Regions from separate parts of the Homo sapiens genome. Here region 2 is linked to region 1. A link is a contact called in ENCODE POLR2A ChIA-PET data. All regions are on one chromosome and are shown on one strand. Each heading gives the region's core, a stretch centred on a gene start or an enhancer-like site at or near the end of the contact. The rest is flanking DNA. Distances are from core to core; before and after follow the strand shown.

Region 1 (5,441 bases), core at 637-3,136:
CTGGCCAACATGGTGAAACCTTATCTCTACTAAAAATACAAAAATTAGTTCGGCGTGGTGGCATGCGCCTGTAGTCCCAGCTACTCGGGAGGCTGAGGCAAGAGAATCACTTGAACCCGGGAGGCGGAGGTTGCAGTGAGCCAAGATTGCGCCACTACACTCCAACCTGGCAACAGAGTGAGATTTCGTGTAAAGAAAAAAGAAAAAAAAATCTAGTACATAAAAGGTATTCTTGCTTTTTGGAAATAAATTGACTCTGGTGGAAGAATAAAGTAAGAGGAAGGATATCTAGGTTCTTGGAACTAAGATGTGTGGTGGGGAGGGGATGCAGAAGACAGGTGAGTCTCCAAATCAATCCAATGAAGTCACTGAGTTGCCCATTTTCATAAAAGCTGAAGGTCAACATTCTACAGGGCAGAACAAACTTGAGTCCTAACGCTAGTTTTAAAGCTACCAAGGCTGTTATTATTTCTGTGTTGACCTCTGTCACCACTCTTCAGTCCCACTTTAGGGAGTGGCAGCTGGGCAAGCCTTCCTATCTCACCGTGCCCCACCAAGAACCTCCAGAGAGGTGAGTACACAAGACTGGAGGGAAACCTCAATTCAAAGGACGGAGTTAAGCTCTCATAACTCCGATAAGAAACTGATTTAATAAAGAGAGCTGAGAAACTGTCCTCAGGTCGTAAGAATATATCCTGACCTTATTGAGAAATAGCAAGGTTGGTAGAAATTGGGATCCCTAATTTCCCCAAGGACATTCCAGAGCAACACAGATTTAGTCACCACTTGCATAGTTAACAGCTGGTTGTGGCGCTCGCTTGGGGAGTACATATGTTATGCTAAAATTGCAACGATACAGAGATTAGCATGGCCCCTTAATTAGTTAAATAATTTTTAAAAAGCTGGTTATGCATGACTGAGGGTGGACAGGGGTCAATTCCATCACTTAAGTTATTTTACTGAAATGGCATTTTGGAAAAAGGATGATACCTAACCCTGGCGTTTAGTCCTCGGCTCGGGATTAGAAAATGCGCGGGGTGTGGGGGGGGGGTTGCAGGAAGTACTGCCTAGACAGCTAAGACACACGTGGGAAGGTCTCCACTCGTGGATTCCTGACAGTGGAGCGACAACCTCGAGAAGGTATAACCAACTTGAGGTTGTGCAAAATGTCTTTCGAAGAGTTACCTGAACTCTGTGAGAACCTCGGAAGAGAGATAGCATAGGAAGCCGCCTCAGCACGGTGTTTAATACAGACGCCGCCATCTTGACGTACGCCCAGGACAGGAATTGACGGAAAGGCAACTGCGCATGCTTCAGGAAACTGAGTAGGGCAGGGCCAAGGACAAGCCCGCAGTGCGGAAGGCGGCCCCACGTTTGCGTCAGGACGGAAGCGTGAAAGGGAAGGCATGGGGGAGAAGCTAATTTCAACTGCGTCACAATCGAATTAGACCCCAAAATTGCGGTTTTTTTTGGCCAGTCACTACGACTCTTAGATCGCATTGTTAAAGTTTGCCTTTTAAGCAATTTTGAAGGCGATTTTTAGCGGTATCCTCTCAGTGCGCATGCGCTCTTAGGTTTCTACCAATCCTGGGTGAGAAATGTTCTCCAGGGCGGAAGTGGCGGAAGCAGAGGAAAGGGAGGTGCTAGGCTCCTGGTCACGCGCACGCGACAGGGAGGCAGGAAGGAGGCGGAAGAGAGTGCCAGGGAAAGGGGCGGAGCAAAGGTGAAGTGAGAGTAGCCAATCAGTTGGCGAGTTGTCATTTGGGTTGACCAATGAGTTCACGCCTCGCGTATAATGTCTCGCGACAAGGGCGTTTCACTAGCACGTTTGGGCGCGTTGGGCGGCGTCCGGGTATAAAAGACTCCACCCGAGCGGGCGGCCGCCATTCTGGGGTTCGTTTAGAGGTAAGTTTGCCTACTTTGTCGTCTAGTGGGTAAAATTTTGCGGAGAGCGTTGGATCTGGGAAGCGGGATAGGGATGGATGGGTTCATTTGAGAGCCACGGCTTAAAGCGGTTGCGATCAGGATGGGACACAGGTTTGTTTGGGGACAACAAAGATGGCATTTGTGAGTGTTTTGAAGCAACCCGTACTGATTACATCTTTCTCCCTTGTGTTCCTTTTATCCCAGGTTTGAATTTTCTCGGAGAAAGACAGGCCGGCCACGAGGAAAACAGAAACAAGCCGCAGCAACATCTAAGCCCTTGAAAGGATCCTGAGAGAGGGGGGAAAGGGAAAACAGCAGCCACCAGCCCAACCACTTGTGTCTTCTGCCCCTTCCCACCTATCTTGCCCACCCCACCAGCCCACGCTGCTTGGGACTTGAAATCTGTGGCCGAAGGACCGTCACTACATAACTTCAAAAATAATCAACCACCCTCCCTTCCCAAACCACCCAAATTCACTCATCCAGCGTTTACTTTTTTGAATCCACTCAGAACTTTTTTCTGCGACCCCCCTCCCTAAATGGAGTTGGGTGGGGGGGAAATGAATACTGAGTTGGCCTTTATTTTTTAAAAGACTTTTTGATCCAATGAGGCCCCCTAAATAATTGAGTTTTGGGTCCTGGTTGGTTGTTTTATTTTTTTTCCTCCAAAATTTTACCCCCTCCCCCCTGAGCCCGAGGTGCTGACGTCGCAAAAAAATTGGATAGTAAGTGTCGAATTTTCAAAAACCAGCCTTGCAACAAGAAATCAACGTTTCCCGTTGTGAAACCAAAAATAATGAGAGGAAGAAATGAGACCATAGAACAAATAGAGAACTGGAGAAGGACCAATCTGGTCACTTAATCTCCATTAAAAAGGGCCTGTGGGTCTAAACAGTCTTGTTCTCTCTCCCCTACCACCTATCTCTTCCCTGCCTTGCTGCAGGCAAAGAGAGGGTGGAGGGAGGGCCAGCAAGTGAGGATTTTGATGGTTAACCCTTGGTAATCCAGCCAATTTCCAGACTGCCAAAGCCATATGTGTTTATATAAGGAGGAATGGTTACCTTCCTCTGGTTAGCAGCAGTCTTCAAAAGGGTTAATGAGCTCACATACAAGAGATGGTGGATCTTGTGGCCCAGAAGTACCACTTCTTTGTGTGTGAGACAAGCAGGGTGCCTTTCAATTTGCCAGATTAATAAGCAATCTGTACATAAAGATTGCAGGGTAAGGAGATGGGCAGAGAGAAGTAATAGCTCGCTATAACTTTTTAAATGACTGTTAAATCCTCTCAATTTTAATGTAATTTGCTTGGGGTATATTTGTGTGGTTAAAATAGGTGGCAATCTAGGAATAAAGATTGCAAGACACTTAGGACAAAATATAATCTTAGTGCCAGTACATACAAGATAATAGTTGGGGAGGTAAAGAATGTCTTATAATTGTTGCAGATTGCATAGGTATTTAAAAGCAAAAGAGTGATTAACATTTTAACTTGATATTTTTTGGTGGGGGAGGTACAGTTAAATAGAGGGTGGAAAGGTTGGGAAATGTGGAATTTAGGAGTATAATTTTAAAAGCCATTTAGTGCAATTGAATGCTAGCTTTCTAAAAGATTTGTGTCGTTAAAAGGAATTTTTTTCTTCCCTGCTTCAATATGGCGACTTTCCTTGTCCTTTTGTCTTCCAAGCGGCGTTGCAGGTTGTGTCTTGACCCATTTTTTTTCCTGTCCTCCCACCTCAACCCTATTTGTTGAGAGGGGTCCAAGTCCTTCCTCCCCCTTTCCCTCTATAGGGAGGATGGGGGTGGTCGATGGTAGCCGGTTGAACCTCCGTTGCAAATTCAGTTCTTCCCTGCAGAAAATTGTTCTTTTTAATATTTTAATTGCTTTAATTTTCACTACGCTCTTACTGATCAAAATAGGTCAAAGATTATTCACGATGGGGAACTGGTTTTTGATTTTTTTTTTTTTTTTTTTTACTAAAAAGGTGTTTTATAATGTAACTGAAGCTACCGGCAGAGCCGGGTGGCTTTTTAGTTTAAGTCCTCTTTCTCCATTACAAAATGGCGTCCCTCCGTCTTTGTTGTTTTTCTCCCCCTTTTGCCATCCTGAGCTTAGGGCCGCCCTAGAAACTTGGTCAAGTGGGAGGAGCAGCCTTGAAAGGTGATGTAATCAGCTTTCTTCCTCCTCTCTCCACCCTCTTGAAGCTCCACCCCTGAGCAGATGCTTTTGCACTGCCTGTGCTCGTTGCTGCTAGGGAGAAGACATTTTCCTTATTTTCATTATATAAAATATCTTAAAGGGATAGGAGCTTATAGGAATTAAGTATCAAGGCTGTCCATCTCTGTGTAGTTCTAGTTTTTATAGAACCAGTTTTTATTTTCACTTTCCTTCACTCATCACAACTGCTTGTAATTTTTCCCCACTTCAGCTGCCAGGGGTGAAAAAACAGGCAAACCTAAGACTGGGAAGCTTTGAGGATGTGTGTGAGCGTGTGTGTATGTATATATGTGTGTAGAGGGAGATGGGAAAGACACAAGGGCTTGCAAGAGTAACTTGGAGATAAACGGGCCTAATGACACTGAAGTGTGCCATTTCTGCTTAGGAACCAGTGGGCCTCCTGCATTTGGTCGCTTTGTGTAATGAGAATCGGGGGAAGGTGGGTACTTTTAGGACTTTCTTCTAAATCGCCCTCATTCCCACCTCTCAGTTTGGGGATAAACTGTATTCAGTGCTGTATCACGTTCTGCACTTGATTAGTTCCTGTACATTGGTACTAGGATAAGAAGTGAATCTTTAGGAAAGGAGGCGGCAGTTGTAAACTCAAGGCAGGGGGAATCAAGCTACGGTTTCTGGTAAGCAAAACCTTTCTGGTATTACATTTCACAACTTTCATTTTTTTTTTTTCCCCAAAGAGCCACCTTTTTTGAATTTCTTTTTCCTTCCCTTCTAAAAGAAATTCCTAAAAGCATTAATGAAAAAATGATGTCCTCTTCATTTTTCAACTCATGCAGTGCTGTGGCATTTGGTGCATGTTCAGAAGCCATGCCCTATCTGAGGGTGGTATTGGGTGTCTGGTTCCTTTCTTCCCCCAAATTTTTCAAAGTCAAATCTTTATCAGACTCTCCATATAATTTTAATTTTTAAAAGTCCTGCACTGAAGCGTGGAGGTTCTAGGCAGAATTGGAAAGTATAACTGCCCTCTGGTGACCTGGGTGAGACTTAGGGCTAACTTCCTACTGGGTACAGATTCTCAAATTATTACTTAAGCTTCTGGATTGGATGGGAGGGACTCTTCACATGTCTGTTGACTACAAGCTTTTTTTGTTTTGTTTTGTTTTTTTCTTTTAAGCAGTTTGCCATGTGCCTCTGCAGCATATCTTCCTTGGGAGCTGAACATTCTACCCACTGGGGTTCCTGATCTCTAGTGAGCCAGGGGATTAATAAAGAAGATCTTCCTTAACATGGGAGATGGGAAGCCAGGTCTACTAGGGGAACCACATCCATTCAGAAAATCTTG
Region 2 (5,441 bases), core at 844-3,343, about 12 Mb before region 1:
CTCCCTTAAATTTTACTTATTTATTTTGAGCTGGACTCACTCTGTCACGAGGCTGGAGTGCAGTGGCGCGATCTCGGCTCACTGCAACCTCCGCCTCCCAGGTTCAAGCGATTCTCCTGCCTCAGCCTCCTCAGTAGCTGGGACTAAGGCACGCACCACCAAGTCCAGCTGATTATTGTATTTTTAATAAGGACGAGTTTCACCATGTTGGCCCAGATGGTCTTGATCTCCTGACCTTGTGATCCGCCCACCTCGGCCTCCCAAAGTGCTGGGATTACAGGCATGAGCCACACCTGGACTTAAATTTTATTTATTTTGAAAAAAGGTCTTGCTCTGTTGCCCAGGCTGGAGTGCAGTGGCCTAATCACTGCTCACTGCAGCCTCGACCTCCTGGGCTCAAACTATCCTCATGCCTCAGCCTCCTCAGTGGCTGGGAATACAGACGTGGGCCACCACCCTGGCTAAATTTTTTTATTTTTAGTAGAAAAGCGGGTCTCATTATGTTTACCAGGCTGGTCTTGAACTCCTGGGCTCAAGCGATCCTCCTGCTTCAGTCTCCCCTGGTGCTGGGATTACAGGTGTGATCCACCACACCCGGCCAGGATAGGAGTGTTTGACTACTTTATTCACAACTATCTCCAGCAGCTAGAACTGTGCCTTAACAAAAAGCCTGCAGCATTTGCTGGGCACAGTAATCCTGTAATCCTTGGGAGGCTGAGGCGGGTGGATCACTTGAGCCCAGGAACTGGAGACCAGCCCTGGCACCTGGTAACATGATGAGACCTGGCTGGGCGAGGTGGCTCACGCCTGTAATCCCAGCACTTTGGGAGGCCGAGGCGGGCGGATCACGAGGTCAGGAGATAGAGACCATCCTGGCTAACACGGTGAAACCCCATCTCTACTAAAAATACAAAAAATTAGCCGGGCGTGGTGGCGGGCGCCTGTAGTCCCACTACTCGGGAGGCTGAGGCAGGAGAATGGCGTAAACACGGGAGGCGGAGCTTGCAGTGAGCTGAGATCGCGCTACTGCACTCCAGCATGGGCAACAGAGCGAGACGCCGTCAAAAAAAAAAAAAAAAAAAAGGTGAGACCTTGTTTCTACATTAAATAAATAAATAAATAAATAAACAAACCCATCCGTGCAGGCGTGGTGACGCGCCTGCAGTCCCAGCTACTCGAAAGGCTGAGGTAGGAGGATCTCTTGGGCCCGGGAGTTCGAGGCCGCAGTGAGCCGTCATGGTGCAACTACACTCCAGCCTGGGCTACAGGGCGAGACTTTGTCTCAAAAAAATAAAAAATATAAAAAATTTAAAAAACAGGCTGGGCGCAGTGGCTCACGCCTGGAATCCCAGCACTTTGGGAGGCTGAGGCGGGCGGATCACGAGGTCAGGAGATCGAGACCATCCTGGCTAACAAGGTGAGACCCCGTCTCTACTAAAAATACAAAAAATTAGCCGGGCGTGGTGGCGGGCGCCTGTAGTCCCAGCTGCTCTGGAGGCTGAGGCAGCAGAATGGCGTGAACCCGGGAGGCGGAGCTTGCCGACATCGCGCCACTGCACTCCAGCCTTGGCGACAGAGAGAGACTCCGTCTCAAAAAAAAAAAATTAAAAAAACAAAGTCTACGGAATCTGCTGAATTCTGATCTACTAAGCCTTCAGCAGCCATGCATGCCTTTTCCTGCCTCCATGCTATTGCACATACGTTCCCCATCGCCGAAAACCCTCATCCTGCCGTGAAGAAACTTCTCAGGATGTCCTAATCCCGGAAGCATCTACTCTCACCCCCCACTTTCCACTGCACTGGGGGCACCCCTAGTGTAGCGTCTGCCTCTTAGAGAACTTGGCAGTCTTACCGGCACCGTCTCTGCAGGCTCAGGGCCCCGCCTGGGAATCTCCTTCCCCTCCCCAGCCCGCCCTGCCCCATGCCCTCACCCCTCAATAGGTCGCGGGCCACGGCCGCGGGCTCCAGGCCCCCGCCGTCCTCCTCGCGGTCCCGGGCCCCGCGGGGACGTCGGGCCCCGGCCCCGGCCCCGGCCCCGGCGCGGTAGTTAGCTCCCGGCATCAGCTGGCAGTAGCGCTCGGAAGACGAATGGCGCCGCTTCCGCTCACGGCAGCCCCTGCCCCGCCTCTTCCGGCGTTCCCGGTCTCAACGTGGTGACGAATGGGCAGAAAACTGCGCGGTCGAGGGCCAGGGAGCCGGGCCCAAAGGATAACCCGCTCTGGAGACATTGTCGCAACCTTCTGCCCGAGTCGCAGGGTGCTGGGTTCCACGCCCGAGAAGCTTGGACCAGGCCTTGGTGGCATTTGGTTTCCTAATACCCTTGGCTGAGAAGCCAGAACCTCAGGGTGCTTGTCCTCGGCACCCTGCCCCCACTGCAAACTCCAGCCTTCTCCACCATATTCCACAAAAACACACAACACGTTTGGAGATTTTAATTAATTTTTATAAAATCTGAGCTGGCTGAACTTCAGAGTACAGCGACAGCTCAAGGAAGGGTGGGATTTATCTGCTGGTCCCCACCTCCCCAAGACGGGGAGAAGGAGGTCTCATGCCAACAGCTGCAACTCCTTTCAGCTCCCAGTCAAGGCTCAAGGCTCAAGCAGAGGGGAGGGGATAGGCAAAGGGGGAGGGGGAAGCTCCTGAGGCTCAGACACTGCTTGCTTCTCCCTTCTCCCCATTCCCTTCCCTTCCCAGCAGAACCTGGCTGGCCCTGGGCAGAGCTGAGGCCCAGGAGCAGCTGAAAGGAGGTGGATGGGGACAGAGCACCAAGGGGAAGGGGCCCTCGGCCCAAGGGGGGAGGAACCTAGCCCCCACCCCGCTACAGCTCCCCACTGAATTCACAGCACAGAGAACACCTCTCGCCCAACAACTCCACATGGAGGTATACCAAGTCCAGGGGTCAAAGGAGCAGGTGGGTGACAGATGGGCAGGGGCAGTGAAGATGACAGCAGGCTCAGGAGGGGAGGTGGCAGAAACTTCCTCCTACCCATGGGAGGAGACGATGGGGCGACTGATATTGCTGTTGGTGGTCATGGCATTCAGCTCCCACCTGGAAGGCCAACAATAAGAGACAGAAAGAAGAGGGGGCCCTCAGCCCAAGCTAAGGGATGTTTGAACCAAGCTAAAAACACACCAGTCTCTCCAACTTCCTAAAGGTCAACCACCCACAGCCACCTCTTACTTAAGAGACCTACTAGGTTGAACAATCAGAACCCACCCACCACCAAATCCAACACCACCCACTCCTCTACCTCCAAGCTCATATGGATTTCCGGTTTATGTTTATGTATGTATGTATATTGCAGTGTCCAGGCACCTGAGATCTGTGTATACATGTCAGTCAACATCCCAACCTGCCTTTCCTGCTTTGCTTAGAGCCAACCAGGCAGCCCCTCCACCTTACCCTCACCAGGAATGCCTCACCCCACCAGGAATACCCATTTTTGCTCTTAACTCCCATCCTTTTAAGGCTCTGACTCAGCACTCCTATCCTTCCTGAGGCCTTCCCCACCCACCCAACCATATTAATTTTTTTTTTGAGTCTTGTTCTGTCACCTAGGCTGGAGTACAGTGGTGCAGTGGCACAATCTTGACTCACTGAAACCCCCGCCTCCCGGGTTCAAGCAATTCTCTTGCCTCAACCTCCCAAGTAGCTGGGACTACTGGTGGCTGCCACTATGCCCAGCTAATTTTTGTATTTTTAGTATAGACAGGGCTTCACCATGTGGCCAGGATGGTCTCGAACTCCTGACCTCAACTGATTTGCCCACCTCAACCTCCCGAAGTGATGGGATTACAGGTATGAGCCACCATGCCCAGCCAGCAAGAGTTAAACTGAACTGATACAAAGAGACGAAGTATCTCAGAATGACCCAGACAGGAAAAATTATATACAAAGTAACATCTGGTGGTTAATTTGAACCTGAAAAATTATACATAAAGTAACATCTGGTGGTTAATTGGAACCTAAGAACGAAATTCAAAGGGAAGCAGCCAGATCTTCTGGAACCAATGTGATCCAGAGGCTCCTAAACTTGTCTTTACTTTGCAGCTAGGTTCTAAGATTTAATCAGTTGTTCTCAGCATGGTCACAAAAATAACTGTATAAGCTTAGGTCTCAGAAAGTGATGCTGCCGAGCTGTATTTTTTTTTCATATAATTTATTCTGCTGACAGTTTTATATGATGGCTGTCAATTCACCTCCTTCCATCTCATTTCCCACAAGTACACTACATCTCCAGCAGAACAAAAATGTCTGTCTCCTCCATACTGAAACCAAGCTAATCAGGTCACACCTGTGCTGCTCACTCACCCTCACTCAATCCCTCCCTTCCAACCACTCGCTGTACCTGATATCATGAGGCAAACAGGACTGGTCTAGGTTATACTGAATCACGGCCAGTTTGCACAGAGTCTTCAGACTAGGGCCTTTAAGGGAGAAGTTGTGGAAAGGAGATGGTCAAAGGTGAGGAAAGGATCCAGTCCTGGATATCACCACCCAAAGACAGGGACCTTGATGGCAGGAGCAATTCAGGAATAACTATACTTACTAAAGTCCAAAATGTGTAAGTCAGAATGATCTATAAGGTCAAATTCATCTCCCAGGCCTTCCTCAGGAGATGGACTGTCGGGATCAAAAGAGAGATGAAAGTAGGACAAAAACTACCCACGAAACCCCCTTTTCAAATACCTCCCACTCTCCCATTAGTGACTTCCCTGAGCCCCTTCCCTCTCTCCTTCTAACCTGGTACCCCCAAAGAGGACAATCTTGTCACCAACAATACAGCAGCACTGGCGCCGGCGGGGACATGGCCCCTTCCCCTTCGGTTCAATCTTTTTCCAGGTAAAGGACACTGAAGAGAAATTTATATGGAAGTTCAATACCTGCCTAGTCCAGGTATCTTCCCCACCCCCATCCCTCACCGCCTCAGGATTATTTTCTTTTCCTCCCACCTCAATTGCTCCTTGTTCCTGCCCTAAATGCAGTGCTCTTTACCAGGATTAAACTTCCAGAGGTCATGGAAGTGCCGGTTCAGCCTTGCATTATAACCACCAAAGATGTACAGCTCCCCATTGTAGCCAACTGGAAGGAGAGAGGAAGTGTCAGGAGTGTGAAGAGGGCAGGAAGGGAACTCCACAGGGAAGTAACAAACACTCACAGGCCGAGTGGCTCCGGCGCCCCTCAGGCAGCACTGGAGTCGGGGGACAGTCCAGCCAAGCCTCAGTTCTGGTGTCAAAGACTCGAATGCGGTTGCAGTAAATCTCATTGTTGGAATGGAATGGCCCAAAGCGGTCGGCACGGCCCCCAAAGACATACATGTGACTTCCCAGCATTGTGGCTGAGTGGAAGTCCCTCCAGCGTGCAGGGCTGCCCTGGGCAGAGGCAGAGAGATGGTGGAGGGGTCAGCACAAAGACTGGAAGAGGATCTCCTCTGACTGAG

The links. ChIA-PET counts read pairs that join two places held with the same protein, here RNA polymerase II (POLR2A).
Region 2: POLR2A ChIA-PET joins it to region 1 with 12 read pairs in activated T-cell. The contact joins the promoter of RRP36 here to the promoter of PPP1R10 in region 1. POLR2A ChIA-PET finds 5 or more read pairs at or near these places in 2 of 52 experiments (OCI-LY7 and activated T-cell).

What each region holds. Positions count from the first base shown.
Region 1 is chr6:30,613,688-30,619,128 of GRCh38, reverse strand. It overlaps PPP1R10 (protein phosphatase 1 regulatory subunit 10), which reads left to right and starts at 1,886. Exons shown (of 20, transcript NM_002714.4): 1 at 1,886-1,905; 2 at 2,131-2,651. It overlaps MRPS18B (mitochondrial ribosomal protein S18B), which reads right to left and starts at 1,289. Exons shown (of 7, transcript NM_014046.4): 1 at 1,186-1,289. The coding sequence starts at 1,263. RefSeq lists an enhancer at 1,060-1,628.
Region 2 is chr6:43,018,275-43,023,715 of GRCh38, reverse strand. It overlaps RRP36 (ribosomal RNA processing 36), which reads right to left and starts at 2,093. Exons shown (of 7, transcript NM_033112.4): 1 at 1,932-2,093. The coding sequence starts at 2,061. KLHDC3 (kelch domain containing 3) reads right to left here. Exons shown (of 11, transcript NM_057161.4): 6 at 5,160-5,373; 7 at 4,997-5,083; 8 at 4,745-4,853; 9 at 4,551-4,624; 10 at 4,350-4,428; 11 at 2,422-3,049. The coding sequence ends at 2,983. RefSeq lists enhancers at 1,078-1,809, 2,192-2,241, 2,302-2,411, 1,810-2,541 and silencers at 1,892-1,961, 1,972-2,021, 2,032-2,101.